Linked DNA regions of Homo sapiens: region 2 is linked to region 1. The links are chromatin loops, found by intact Hi-C in ENCODE. Cell type or tissue: IMR-90. All regions are shown on one strand.

Region 1 (8,000 bases):
AAGGGCCAGGGAGAGTAATGTTGAAATCTTTGATGACTCTAGGCCATCTAGAAAGCGCCAATGGCGCTCTATACATTTTTAAAAAAGGTGGGGGGGTAGTTTTTTGGTTGATAATTTTGGTCATTTTTAGTGGTATCCCTGTGCAGAAGAAGATGCTTTTATTCAATAAGAGAAAACTGTTTACTGTTTTTGTTGTATCAGGGACACATGACAAAGCATTCAAATATGCAAATAATTGCAAACTGATGTATCCAGCAGTTTAAAAATTGAATAAATAATTTAGTTTTTACGCATGGGCAACTCTTGCTAAAAAAACTACAAATCAGAACTCTTCTGTTTGAATCTATTTTATTTTGTTAATAGATGAGCTAATATGATAGGCATTTAATTGTATAATATATTATTAGCCATTTTCTTTGGCATACCATTAACTTTAAATAGTATTAATATTTAACATTTCATAATATACACTACAAAGTTCTTATTTTTTCCAGCTGAACAGAAAATGTACATTGATAGTAAATCTCTTTAAAGTGGGTTTTAAGATGCTAAGTATGCAAAACCTGTTCCATTTATACTGTTTGATCAGAAATACTCAAAATGCCACAGCATAATAAGGCAAATGCTGTAAGATGACAATGATGCCAAAACTGTATTATGATTGTGTATTCAAATACAATGTATCGCATAATTAAGCATAATTATATAATTTGAATATTTAAGAGAGCATTTAAAATGTGATAGGAAGCATCTAAGTACATCGACTTCTCAGGATGGTTAAATCAGAGAGTGTAAAGTTGCGATTAGTATTTGTTACTGAATGGAAAACTAATTCAAACACAAGTTTGCAAGGAGAACACTTGTAGCTGGCTCAAAATCATAGGCCCTAACTTTGTCTCATTACATTTGAATCTGTTTAAATTTGAGTACCATGTTTTTCTGTCCTTGCAAAACGTCATTTAGTTAGTTGAGGTGGGGCTCAGAGTTTCTAGGATAGTTGTAGGATGCCTAGGATAAATGATGCTCTTTGTTCCATGGATATCAATTGTGCCCTTCATTCAGACCAGCATTCTCAGATAGGTGTGCCCACGACCGTGAGGGGAGCTCGTCCAAAAAGAATAAAGGGAGCAACTCAAATGCATCCCTGTTTCCAGGAAGACTGCCCAGAGGCTATGCCCCACTTAGTATAAATCAGCCAGATCTTTTTGTCGAGGGAAGAATAGTGCTGATCATGCAACTTCCTAAGTAGAAGATGAAGCTTGATTTCTTATTAATAAATATTTGGGGGGTATAATTTTAAGTGGGCAAGAATTAAGATTCTGAACTTTTCCAGCACTCCCTGCACAGAGCTTTTTTTCTCCATTACCAGCACTGAAACATTTGTTTTATTTTTTTATTTTTATTTTTATTTATTTATTTAAGTTTTAGGGTACATGTGCACATTGTGCAGGTTAAAAGAACTTTTCTTCAGCTCTCAGTGTTCTTTCTTAATAAAACAAATGTTTCTTCAAAACATTTGTTTTATTAAGAAAGAACACTGAGAGCTGAAGAAAAGTTCTTTTTATTTCTAATTCTCCCTAAATTTTCAATGATGTGAACATAAGCCCAACAGACCAGGCTTATGGCATACTCTAAAATTGCAGTAGAAACTCGAACAATTTTTTCTACTTCATTTTATGTAATGGTGACTTAATTAGGGGCTAAAGACAGGTGAAAGAAGTTGTCCCAACAACGAGTATTTAATATGTCAATTTTTTCAGAGATTTGTGCCATTGCAAGTAAATAGGAAATGAAAAGACAAAATTTAACTAAAGATTTCCTGTATCTGTTAGTACCAAAGCCAGATAAATTTCTCCAGAGGTCAACATATTCTCCAGAAGCTGACCACATCCAATTATTTCCAGCCCACGCCCAACACGAATCTTATGCTCCTGCAGACAAATATAATTATTACAGGCAGAGAATGGTATGTTTATTTCCACCTCGATGACTTGCCGGTGACAACAGATTCTGTATTCTGGATCTCTTCTTTTCCCGAAATTCTCTTGCTTAGCCCATTTTTCAAAACTCCACTGAGGTTCCAAGTTCCTGTGATGAATTCAGCTCATTTTCTTACTCATCCTTCTTTTAGATGTATTTTTAAATTTTAATATGCGTTTTATCACAATTATTTTAATACCTTAAAATATTTAATATTTTAATACTTTAAAATATCCTAGTTTTTTGTTTTCTGTATCATTACAAATATATTGGTACATAATTCTAATTAATATATGTAATTTTCCCTTTATACTAATTCATGCACTTGTGCCTTGTCTTCCCAACCAAAACCATCTAGATCCTCATGGATAGGATCATATTTGACTTTTATATTTTTACCCTCAAGCTGTGCAAGAAAGTGCCTATAAATAATGGATGTTTAATAATGATGGTCTTAATGATAACTAATATATACTGAGCACTTCCTATGGGCTAGGTACTGTATGTGCTAAGTTTTGAACAGTAGTATCTTGTGATCATCACAATAATCCCACTTAGCAGGTTCTATTTTCATTCTCATTTTAAGCTAAAGGAACTGAGGTAGAATGTGATCAGTAACTTGACTGCAGGCACAGAATTGGTAACCAGCTTCACACAGGTATGCTTGAACACCGTCCATGTTTTCAGGCATACTCGATGGACTAATTAGCTCCACAAAAAGCCAGAAGATGCAAGTGCCAAGTGACATTTGTCTCAATATGCCATAAAGGTTAGAGAAGCTGCATTTTTTTTATAGTTTCACTTTACAGAGAACTGGGCTCATTGTGGCAAACAAGCAACTTGCTGTGCCAGCTGGTACATGGCTATGTGTCATTGCCCACACTGCAGTCACATCTTGGAGTGCCCTTCCACCCCACAGCCCCATAGCCCCACAGCCCCACACCCACCTACAAATCTCTTATTCATCCTTCAAAATCAAGCTAATATGTTATCACCTCTCTGAAACTGTCCTTAAATTTCCCAGGGAGAGGCAACCTCTCCTTCTCTCCTCTGGTTTTCCTTCATTTTATCCATGCATTTGCCATAGCATTTAGTACTGTATAATCATTTACCTTCTCACTTCGAGAGCTTGAATTCCCTAATAGCAAGTAGGGAGGGCTTGTTACCTTTACCTCTACTGCCTGGCAAAGGGATTAGTACAACAATGTAAATAAATAGGTCTTAAATGAGTTACAGGAAAAAAATGTAGGTTATACTTGGAATTAGCTGTCTCAACTCCGGAAATGGCACATTCTGTCGCTATTCTCCGGCATCTCCCCCAACTTCACATTCCCAGAATCTTTGGAAGAGCAAAAACTCTCATCTTCAAAGACAATTGCTTAAAATTTTCCAAGGATTGGAGCTTCTCTTTCACAATCATTTCATTGGTGGGGAGGGTAAAGGGAGGAAGGAAGAGGTCAGTTTCTTTTCCTGAATGACATTATCTCTAAAGACTCTGGAAAGTGATAAGTGCCATTTAGCACTCTTTTATTTCAAGTGTCTATGATGTGAAGAGTGTTTGCTTCTGCAGGCTGAGCAGCCCCATTGGAGTCTAATATTAGACGTGATATAAGATGTGCACATCTTTCACATTATGAGGCTTTATGTTTCAAACCCCCATACCTTGCCTCTGTGTATTTGACAGCTGCTGTCCTGCAAGGCAATGGCCAGTAAGAGGCATGATTGCACTAAATTGGAAGCATGAGGCAAAAGGGTGTGTTTTTATTAGGGGGGCAGGGAAGAAATTTGAGGGTAGTAGGTTAGAAGAAATCATCCACAGATGCTGATCTCTGTCGGTTAGTGGATGTGATTTCTGAATTGTGGTAATTCCTGTTTCTGTGACAGTTCATCAAAAATCGAGGGCACTACTTTTGAAAATTACCCATGGTTTCATTTCCAAACTAGATGCAGACTCTGTGCTTTTGATTATTAGAATTATTCAACTCACTCTGTGGGGCAATGAGGAGGGGCATTGATAAATCCTACCCCAACTGATACTCTGTAAGAGATTCGTTACAGAAGCATGAGGTGGCAGAGCAAACTCCATCACTTTTTAACAAGTGTTATCTAAACACACAGTGGCAACCGATGAGTGAGCCAAAGTGACAATTTGGAAATTCATTTCTCTCCTTCAGAAAGTCTGTGTGGGTTGGGAACAGTAGAACTAAAAGATGTGGAGACAAACTTTTTTCTACTTTTATTAAGCATTTCTAGATGAATTGTGAAAGGCAACTCAGCAGATGTCTACTGGCATCTCTCTTTCCCCAAAGACTTCTTTTAAAGTCATATAAAACACTTCTCATACCAGCTTGCCAATGGGTGAGGAGGAGACAATACTTCAAAAACTTTTCATGGTTAACACCAGATTGATAGTTCCTTTAGCAAAGCTAAATCTTGAAAGCTGTTTTTCTTTCATTCTACCAAGAACTGGCTCAGGTTGAGTCCCAGCTTTTCTTCAGGGATATGGGAACACTCAGATGGGAACTGTGTAGATGGAAGAAGTGTGGAAAGGGAGAGATGAGTGTACATTGGCTACGTCTAGTGCAGGGAAATCATTTCTCCACTGGTCTCACGTACAGCTGGCCACCCTCCTGATCTTGCTAAAGGGGCATATAAGTGCCATTGTTAAGAGATGGGGCTTAAAATGTAAGAGGAGTTTCAAGAGAAGTGAGCTGCAGATCCACATAGGAACATGTCAGGAATTATTTAAGTGGCCGGTAATATGAGTATCATGCTACCAACACTGAACAGTTTATCACATAAATATAATTGTCTTCTTTGAGAAGAATAATAAAAGCTGACTCCATATGTTACATATTATTTAAAATTGTTCCTGCAAGATGTATTAGTCCCAGAGAAGAAGCAATTCTTCTACCAGAGGACAACAGCAGTTTTATTGTATAACATTGTCATTTGTTTAATTTGTTTGTTCCCAGTAGTAGTTTTACAGATTTTTACGAACTGTTACTTTTATAGAAAGTTGAGTTACTCATGATGGATATTGCTGGCATTCGTAAAGACAAAAATGGGGGGGGTGGAAGAGGTCAGAAAGGTAGATGGTGTGGATTTCCCTAATGAAATTTGCTTAAGCCAATGCTTCTGAATTCTTAGAGAAACCAAAAATTACTGTAGGGAGTTAGGTTCTGTTTGGGACATTTCTAAGATTTTTGTGTGAGTTTATTTAAACATGATCAAGTTAAACTCAGTCTGGAAGACCTCTTGTGAACTGACAAACAACTACTTTTATTCAGAAATAATTGTGAGTAAATGGGAGTTCTCCGAGGTTTTATGTTTTTGTATTTGAACCAATTACCAAAGAATACTAATTTTATAGTTCAATGTCTACTACCAATTTTTAGGCATTTTATTGGTTAAGAAAACCAGTTTCCTCTGTCATTTCTCACAATTTCAACTAAACTTTACTTTTTAGCTAAATTAAGTGAAACTTTTCTAGGTAAATTTGGAAATTTTGGAATTTTAAAATGGAAACATTTTAGTTTGCATTCTCCTTTGACTGATAGATTTAATATATACCGAATGAGAAAATGCCACCCAAGAGTAACCATTCATGTTTTTTGAACTGTTAAAATGCATTCTATTGCAGTTTCACAACACTGAAAGCAAGTGTCTAAAATTACCGAAATAAAGCTGTCCCAACAGGGTAGATGAAAAACTGGCCAGATAATCAGCAGTAAAGACCAATCTTCTTTGATATCAAGGTATCTAGACATTCACAATTTGTTCATTTGTAGCATTCTGGCAGACTTAAAACTCTAGACGAGAATAGCCATGCTATTGCAATATAATCTGGATAATTAGAGCATTTAGAAATCCGACAATAGGCCATGTGCGGTGGCTCATGCCTGTAATATCAGCACTTTGGGAGGCCAAGGTGGGTGGATCACTTGAGGTTAGGAGTTCGAGACCAGCCTGGCCAACATGGTGAAACCCTATCTCTACTAAAAATACAAAAATTAGCTGGGCGTGGTGGCAGGCACCTGTAATCCCAGCTACTAGGGAGGCTGAGACAAGAATTGCTTGAACCCCCAGGAGGCGGAGGTTGCAGTGATCCAAGATCATGCCACTGCACTCAAGTCTGGGCAACAGAACAAGACTCTGTCAAAAAACAACAACAACAACAACAACAATATAGAAATATAATACATATCTACAAAAGCCAATTGAAGTCAAACTGGAATTCTGCAAAGCAATCTTTATGAATGTGAGTAAGTTAGGTCATATTAGGTTGGTGCAAAAATAATTGCAGTTTGGCCATTATGTTTGCACCAACATAATACATCTTTTATTCTCAGTGCAAGATTTTTGATCTACATTTCTGAATAGCTTGGAAAATAAAGTATGGTCACATCAGAACCAGTGGCAGGTAAAATTTCTAATTATAAATTGGCTCAAATGATTTATATTTGACTTTGGAATGTCTTGCTAATATCTTCGTACATGTATTTTACTTTTTGCTGTTAAAACATTTTCTAAACATACTGATAAAGACTAGAGAGATGGATCAGAAACATACTGGGTGTTAAAAAATCATCCCGAGGTTTAAAATGTTCTTTCTAAATTTAGATAAACGCAAGATAAATCCCACAGGAAGTTCACAATTCCATAGATGTCTAAAACTAAAAGAATGCAGAGATTTTCTCAGCTCCATGCCGTTTCTTGTAATTGTATGTTGACTGAGTAGAGAGTTATAAAAACACCCCAGCCTGATTTTATGCAACTATATTGCTGTTTGTCAAAAGAATACTTAAAAACTTGTCAAAAGAATATTTACAAACTATATTTAAGAATATTTAAATAACTGCTATAAAATTTAAATAATACAAAAATATACAAAGAAAAATTACATCATCTAGTCATTTCATAAATAAACACATACATAAATATACACATAAATAAATATCTTAATATTTAGTGAACAACACCATTCTAGATGGCCCTATGTGTTGGTGTAGAGAGATTGATAGAGATGAATAGTCAGATAAAAATATGATTCTGCCACAGTGGTTATTCCTTAGCAAAAATGTTTTATGTTTAGTTCTACTTGAATTTTAAGAAGAAAAAGAAATTAAATGAACTTGAAAAATGACTGAACTTCAAATAAATGTTTATTTGACCCAAGAAATATTAGCTTCTGAAAGAAGTGTTTTTAATAAAAAGTGTTTTTATTTTAGACCAAATCTTTCTCATTGATGAGGAAATTAGTACAATTATTCTTCCTTCCAGATAGTCTTCCAAGTTATTTAGGATTTTATTATTGAAAATGTTATATTATTTACATTTATAAGTATATCCCCAATATTGTTTGGTCTTATTCTATGCTGCACAGGAAATATGTTCACCCCTTTGTTATTTTACCAAGTTTTCTCTGTAAGGGAAAGTGCCTTGCTGTAATTTTGTGTTTATTAGATTTAAGCATTCAGTTACTTTTCCAGAAAGAATCATGGTTAGGCTACTCTCTAGTTTCTGAATGTTTCACAGTGTCTGCAAATGGTCTTATACTGGAAGAGCATGTCACGGTATAAAATAATATATCTATATTTAAATTTCTCTAAATTTTGCACACTTTTTCATGTAGCACTCAGTGTTGCTGTGAAGTTCTCTGAGGTCATTCCTCCCACCACCACCCCCTTGGTTAGTATGATTTACCTGTGCTGCCTGGAACACCATATGGCTATATTTTTAATTCCTAAATTTTAATAGCTACACTAGGATTTGTTAGATTAATTGTTCTATGTCAAATTTTCCTGGGACTAAGTGTGTCACTTTAGTAAGGAAATTTAAGTCCTTCTGTATTTTCAAAACTTTTCTTCTATTACATCTTTAATTTTTTTTTCTGTGGCATTTGCTCTATTCTCTTCTTCAAGAGAACTAGTCCTATTTTTCTTGTGTACTGTAATCACTTTTATCAATATACTAAAACTATTCATAGACATATTTTATGTCTTTAATCTTTTTCTTTT
Region 2 (8,000 bases), 490 kb after region 1:
TAAGAAATTATTTCCCCTCATCTGATTTAGGAGAATCAAAAGGTTTACCTGGTTTGCTCTTCATAAGCTTTACAAGGAGGTGTGTGCATGCACACATACTTCTATAGCATTTAGCGAGGACAATAAGAAATTTGATGGTTATGCCACTCACTGCACACTTAGGGACATCATAGCATATAAAAGAAATCCAATTAAGAGTTGTTTGGAGGTGACTAGTAGAAAAAGGATTATTTATCCCATCACATTATAAATAGCCAGGAGCCAGGCAGAGAAGCAGCTGGGTGCAAGGAAGCATTAGGGAGCTGTGTCTAGGGTACCGCCAGAGAAGAAGGTGGCAGCTGGGAGTGGGGAGGGTTTCAGCATCCAACATTTAAAATGATTCAAACAGGAAAATGCCAGCTGGAAGAAGGGGGTGCTAGGCATCCAGTAACCTTCTGGTAAAACCAATTTTCTGTCTGGTATAACAGAAAGCACATGCCACACGTTAGTATCTCAGGTTTTGAGGTGGGGGAAGTGCTTTTTCCCCAACAATTATCTTGTTCATGTGGTGAGTGCCACCCCCAAAGGGAAAGCACCAGGGAGGATGACCTGTTATTAAGTCAGCACATTTTGGCCTATGTCAACATTAGGACAGTTCTTCTGGGTACCAGGATAATATGCCAAAGAGACCTTTAAACATTTTATATGTTCCCTAATTTAAACTGGGAATATGATGGTCCCTTAAGATGATTCTCTTTTTAAAGGGTATATCATTAAAAGGGTTATATGAGTTGATTCCACTAAAACATACACACATACACACACACATACTTGTGCACGCACACATGAAATGAGACATCTACTTCAAGTATGTATGACAGGCATCTAAAGACTGCGGGTTTAAACCCTCACTTTATCAGCTCTAAAGGCCTAATTTTGCAATCAGCTAAACCTACAGTACATTTTCATCAAGTGCTGCAAATCAGCAAAATATTAAATGAAACTTGAAAAAAATGATTATGAATCCACAGTTCTGTTTGACTGTATAATTCTATTTAAGATTAAAATTACTATCATAAAAAGGCCACTTTCTGAATGTAATTCCACAAAAACATCATCACAAAAGCTTTTACTGCTATTTATGTCAGAATGTATTTTAAACAGTTCTAATCATTTACCTTTGTGGACACTTAATTAAAATTACAAAACCAATTTTAATCTGTAGTCCAATTAATATGCAAATATATGCAAATGTGGTAAATCAAGGTGGTGATTAAGTTAAGGACACTCTATTTCATGTCTGCTTTAAGTGTGAAAACAAACAATCTTTTTTGTAATTGTACTGATGGATTGTGATGTTTATAGGGTTAGTATGGGGTACAAATGTTTATGCATCAACATTATGCCAAAACAAAGATTTTATACTCTGGAGTGATTTAGCATCCAGCATACATTCAGATGCAACAAAGTCATTTTGCAGTCATCTTGTGAATTAGAATAAGGTCAAAGCAAAGTTAAATTTCTATGTCATCCATTTGTATGGCTATTTAAAATTCAACAATCACTTTCTGATGTGTTAGGTAAGAGCCAAGAAGTCTCAAGAATGGCATATTATCGCCCTTTATCATTTAGTATTCCTAATATAGCGGTTTATCTTTGATACTGTTACTGCAACCGTTCTCTCATTAGGGTACAAAGATATTCAGCCTTTTTAACCCCTCTTTTTCACAAGTTTTAAATATGGAAAGTACGGCTAAAATCCAAGTGACCACCACAGTTTAAGTATAGAAATGCTCAACACATCCTGACATCCAATTCTTTCCTCTTTCTTTTCTCCTGTTATTGCATAGATGGTACTGATGACAAAATTTTTCTGAAGAAAAACTGGCTGCGGGAACACTGTTTTAAAAAGGGCATATGCTTACCTTCGACAGGATTTGGTTTCTTAAATTTGTGGTCAGTCTTATGGGAATCTTTTACAAAAAAAAAAAAAAAACACCTACAACTTCCTTCTAACCAATGACTTCTCCATTCTCAAACACATCTCTATTTTCTGAAATAAATACATTTCTGAAATGTATATCTTGCAGAGATGAAGAAACAGGGTCATTTTTTGAAAAAGAAATAGTGTGACCTAAAAATCCCAGTCACATTATGTCATATCCTAGGGAAAAAAATAATCTCAAAGCTTTGTTCTTGATGAAATATCCATGAGTGATCACATAACACATTTATGTCAGAAAAACATTAAGAATAACAGGTTTGATCATACTGTTTTTGTGCAAATGTGACTGATTTCCTTTTTTCAAGCCTGAAGAAGCCAGAGCTGCTCAAATAAATTTTGAAATGATTATAAGAAGATATTTGGGTACAGTACCTTTATGCTCCAAATATTTCATGCTTTTGAAATATTCTTTCCAACGTTAAACATTTAGATATTGACAAATAAGAACTTCAGCAACACAGCATTAATCATTAGCATTTTGCACACATTTCTCATTGGACACTTATTTTTTGCAGCTGCATTATTTAAAATAATCTTTTCCATTCTTAATTGAAGATATATTCATATATATTTCCCCATTTCACTTAGAAAAATGAGGAAAATGGATTTGAAATTGCTGTCATCCCATCATTTTTAACGCTATACATTAAAAAATATTATTGCTCTGTGAAGGCAGATAATTTAATAAAAAGCAATACACTTTATAGTTATGTTTACTAAAGTAGGTAATGTGTCCTTAACGTGCTTCTGGAAACTTATTTCTCCCTCTCAATCTAATCTAATTTTACCACCCATATTTTGAAATTCTCAAAAATATCTAACTTTCTAAGAACAAAGATCCTAATAAATGTTGAATGTAATTGCTACATATATTTTTCCTTTAACTGTTCCACTGTTACCATCATTACTTTGCACTCTACATATTCTTACAAATAAGTCATTCTTCTAAAATATTTTTAAATGAAACTGTATACAACAAACCATTAAGTTCATCTCTCTCTGTGAGTAGGTGTTTAGGGACTCTAATTTTCTAAATGTATCTAGTACCAACATATTCAATTATGAAACAGTCTTCATGTGATGATGCACCTAAGACAGCAGTTTACATTTATATTAACAAACTCTATCTTCATTATAGTACAAGGACAAAGCAGGATTCCCTTCCCCAATTTAGATCCAGCAGTGAAATACATAACACAATACAACATAAAATGAAATAAAAGGAAGAACATAAAATGCACTGCATTAAATATTAGCAAAAAAATACCAAGCACAAAACTGCAGAACCAGCAGCACAGTGAGCTGTGTTAACACAATAGACCATCTCAGGGAGAGCAAATGGAGTAAAAATGTTTTGGAAGTTAGATAATCAATGTATTAAAGTCAATCTTTTTCTACTATATAACATGACTTTTGTTAAAGATTATTTCTTAAAATTATACGTTTCCAGTATTATGTAATTTAACCCATATATCAATCTGGAAATTATGTCAAGCAATATATCAGAAACCCTGAGCCAAACCGGGACTCCTCTGGTCCAGCTCTTGTAGGAATATGTCACAAAACTGTATTAGTGAGTAAACCGTACCATGACATGACACTAGAAAACAAAGCATTAATGAATAGGAACACAGATCAAAATATCATCTAATTAAGAGGTAGTCATGATGGGATGTCCTGCTGGCTTTAAATGAGAAAAGAGGGTTGTTATTTACAGGGCTTTGTGAAAGTGCTTAGCTTAAAGCTATATAGTTTCATTTAATAGCAGGTATGGGACAGAGGATCAAAAATCTACAATAAAACAAATAAAACATTGTTAAAAGGACATAAAATGCTTTAAAAAACCTTACTAAAATAAACATACTGCCACTGTTTTTTTTTTTTTTCTTACTCCATTGGAATAAATAACATGGGAACATTTTGCCCTTTGAAGGAATATCAGTCTTAGGAACAAAATAGAGTTTCGAGGGGGATAGGGGTTGGGGATGTTTATCTCAACAATACGCTAATTTTTAAAAGAAAACTTGGTTTTTTTATTGTGTAAATTATGTGATGAATTATTTAAAATTAATCCCGATTATGCAAAAACACATGGAATTTTATATTTCACAACCACTACCCTTTTTTAGATTGGGCACATGGTTTCAGAAAAGGCTAAAGTTAACAGAAATGGATACTCGCTTTTCTTTTCATGTAGTTTACTGATAATCATGCCTAAATAAACTGATTTGACCTTGGGAATGTCTCACGTTCCACGAAGCAGCCCTTTTGAATCATCTCCAAAACCTACACATCTGAGATGATTTTGGACCTCCTCCCAGGAAAAGCCTTCATCTCAATGGCCATCTAGCGGAGATGAAAGGCCCAACATCTTCTCTAAATTTCTGGGAGGCTGAATGTTGCCTATGTCAAATTCTATACTCTGTCCTCCTGCCTTGGATGGTGGCAAGTTAATAAAATGAATCATACAAGATAATATGGCAATATTCTCTGGGCATACTTTCTTCTAATCAAACAAATCTTTTTCAGACATATCACACTCTTAAATCTTAGAAGTGCACAAAAAAGGGAGGGGTGAGGAGAACAGCAAGAATCTAGGCCTCTTGTAGACAAGAATAAAGCCAACTCAAAAATTAAGGCCAGAAAAAGCTTTGCATCTGTTTGCCATTCTAAACCTAGCCCCAGAGTAAATCATCTCAGAGATTCTACTAAATCTACAATTTTCTACAACCTTTTTAGTATGTTTATTTCTTTGCTCACACGAAAAGCCATGCATCCAAAAACTCTGGATCAGAGAGCAAGCAACTTCAATCCAAGTTCAAGCTGTGAATGATCAAGAATGAGACTTAGTATTTACTTTGCTTATGCTCAGTCAGTTTTATGTGGAGGAAAAATAGGAATCCGATGCCCAGAAAAAAAGCAGAAAAGAGGTGTATTTCACATTTTCCCTATAACTTATATCTCTAATTTTTTTGGTTTCACTGTAGCAAATCCCAGTGTAAAGGAGTGTCAGAGTGTATGTGTCTGTGTAAAGACAATCTTACTTTCTTACCAGCACAATTCAAAAGATAGGATACATATTTTCAGTTACATAGGCTATCTTGAAGACTCACAGAATTTTAAAACTAGATTCGAGCACTTAGTCCGTCTTCTCATTTACTAAGACTCAGAGAGTTTTAGTAACTTGACTTGTCCAAGGTCATTCAACCAGTTGATGTCAACTGCAAGGCAGAACACAGTTCTAAGTCAGGCAGGGCAGCAAGAAGCAAGTCTGTTTAGAAGCTAAGCAGGAATTGCACCACTCCTTGAGAAAGGGGCCTGTCCTCAAAACCTTGACAGAAATCCACAACACAGAATCAGACAACAGAGAGCCAGGCCAAACGCCTTCACAAGGTTCCTTTAACTTGAGAGTGCTCAGCATGTACATGACAGGCTTAGGGTCTTTGTCTGGCTTAATAACAGGCTTTTCATTCTAGAAAATACTTTCGTAGAGTTTAAAAGAGTTAAAGACAAGACTTAAATTTAGTGAGCATAGACTACACTTACACTTTATTATTCCTGCAAAGATCTTGACTCCTAAGGAGCTTAAAACTTAGTTGGGACATCTTGAAGCAGACACAGGGGGATTTTATGTTACAAGTTTTGCTCTGTGGCCATATTTCTCTACCTTTGCTTAGACTCAAATGAGTAGCCATTAAAACTGATTTCCCTGGGTGAGGTCTGTGAGAGGGATAACCTTTATTCACGTCAAACAGCACTGTATGCATAAATTATCTGATCTTTTTAAGCTAATTGGAAATTGCAACTTGATAACAACATAGCCAATCAAAATGGACAGCTATATATTGTCACCCAACATACTTCTCACTCACTATAAAAATGTGAACTAAGACCTTTAAGGATTAAACATATATATATTTTATATATTTATATATATATCATATATATTTATTTATTTCTGTAAACTGAATATCCTGGCAATTATAACAAAAATGCTGATTAACATAGATTTGGCAAGCAATCTGTTTTACTCTCCTGTGAAAGAAAGGTGATGCAATGGAATTATATTCCAGCCCAAGTCATATCATGACAAGAAGTTTTGGATCAACTTCAAGGGAGTCATTCTAAATATTCATTATGTCCTTTTGAACAAATAATTTTGTGCAATTATGGATCCACGATCGTTTTCAAAAAGTTTGTTTACAGAGCCCAAGAAGTTCTGCATAGCCCTTTCTGGGTTTACAGAAAGACATGAGTGGGCAGGAGAAAGCAACCTGGTAGGGTCTCCCCTCCTGCTCCAACAAAATCAGCTCTACTTCTGATAACATAACGTTTGAAAAAATGTTTGCTTAGCTAAATAACGGTTCAAAAGCTACCATCTTATTTGGAGGGAGAAATTAAAGTTAACATACAAAAAAGACTGCCAAACAATTATTTCCTTCGAATCATATCCCCCAACTCCCAACCTTGATGGGGAGAACTTAGGACAAAAATTCCACAACTCAGTTGTGTTGAGTGAAACGTACATTTATTAAACTCATGGACTCCGCAAGGCATTGTGCCCTATGCAGGAAGAGGGTATATCATCCCATTCTACAAATGAGGAGGCTGAAGCTCCATTACTGATTAAATACTTTATCCAGTCACATGGGTAGTTAATAGCAGAGCTGGGAAGTAACCAGGTCCCTGCCACCTAGTCCAGGACTCACTCTTGAGTATACCAAATAGCAATAAAGAGAACATGCTCCTATTTGATTTGTTGAACAACCAACCACACAATGATGAATTATGAGCCAAAAGGGGATATGAATCTCTTATTTCAATGTAAATATAAACAATTATAAAATTGCATGAGTTAAAATACTGACATGATTGATTTTAAGAATTTAGGAGCAGGGTTGAGAAGGAGGGGTCACACCTATTTTTAATTTTGGCTACAGATAACTAATTACAAAACTAATGTTACATAATAACACACTGAAATATGTAATTTACATGAAGATTTTTTGAAAAGCAAAAGTTAAAAATCATATTAACCTGTGACTGATTTTATTAAATCTACTTTCCTCTCTCTTCTGTTCTAGCTATGCAAACTAAAGAACACAGAGCACTTTCCAAGCTCATTTAAAAATCATTTTTCTAAAACTGAAAAATATTTGAGCTTTACTACTTGGGATGATTAAAGATAAACAATAACTTTTGGACTTCATATATTTTCTAATCTTGCGTAACTGTGATAAAGCCAAGCTTCTAATTAGAAATATAAAATGACAGAATTTTGAAACTTAGAGGAACTTGAGATATAATCCAGCTCAATGATTTCATTTTACAGATTCAGACACTAAGGCCGTAAAAGGTTAAATGAGGGGCTTGACCACACGCAGACAGTTAGTAACACTGCTGCAACTCCAACCACCAGGCTGGAGATCTTTTCACTATAGCAAACACTTTAGATTATATCCAGAGTATTAGTAATGTTCTCCAAAAATGTGTCAGAGGCTACAGATGAGCACAGAACCAGCCATCATAAATGATGATCATTACCTCAATAAAAAAGACGTTTAACTCTCTGTGACACAACTAAATTATCCAATCACTTCTGCCTTAGTTTCCTCCTTGAAGTACAGCTATTTTTGACATATGCTATGTTGCAAAGAGTGAAAAGCTCAAGTTTTGCCAACATTTGAGGTTGGAAAGCGCAATTAACTTTTGAGGAGGTAAGCAATACGGAATAAGTTTTGTAATTAGTATTATAATTGATAGTTACAATCTAGAGCTTTCTCACTGATTCTACCTTACTCATCTAAGCAGAAAAAATTCTACATGAAACTTGTGAAAGGTAATAAAGTTTACGGGAAATGAAGTCACCAAAGATGCTGGATGTATGGGAAGTCAGAACATGTGTACATATTAGGAGAAATCGAGAATAAGAAAGGGTGAATTTTTAAGAGAATGCTACATAGCTAATCTGGGTCGTAACACGCACTCACATGTTAAAAGCGTCACTTTTTCTGAT

The links. A loop is a pair of places that touch in the nucleus more often than their neighbours do. Peaks named below come from ENCODE experiments on the same cell type or tissue, not always from the same donor. Only the 100,000 strongest peaks of a DNase experiment are listed, where the experiment ranks them.
Region 2: it touches region 1 in a loop (3-fold over the local background); 2 of 110 quality-filtered maps call a loop at or near these places.

Annotation. Positions count from the first base shown.
Region 1 is chr2:143,578,484-143,586,483 of GRCh38, forward strand. The region is part of intron 11 of ARHGAP15 (Rho GTPase activating protein 15); the gene reads left to right. It overlaps LOC101928361 (a long non-coding RNA gene), which reads left to right and starts at 6,112. Exons shown (of 2, transcript XR_007087253.1): 1 at 6,112-8,000. In IMR-90, a CTCF peak has its summit at 3,696; no DNase peak of the experiment used is centred here.
Region 2 is chr2:144,067,339-144,075,338 of GRCh38, forward strand. All of the region lies in intron 6 of QTMAN (queuosine-tRNA mannosyltransferase), which reads right to left. Among named protein-coding and RNA genes, the nearest start is that of QTMAN-AS1, 130 kb to the left of the region's middle. In IMR-90, a CTCF peak has its summit at 4,339; a DNase peak (open chromatin) is centred at 4,283.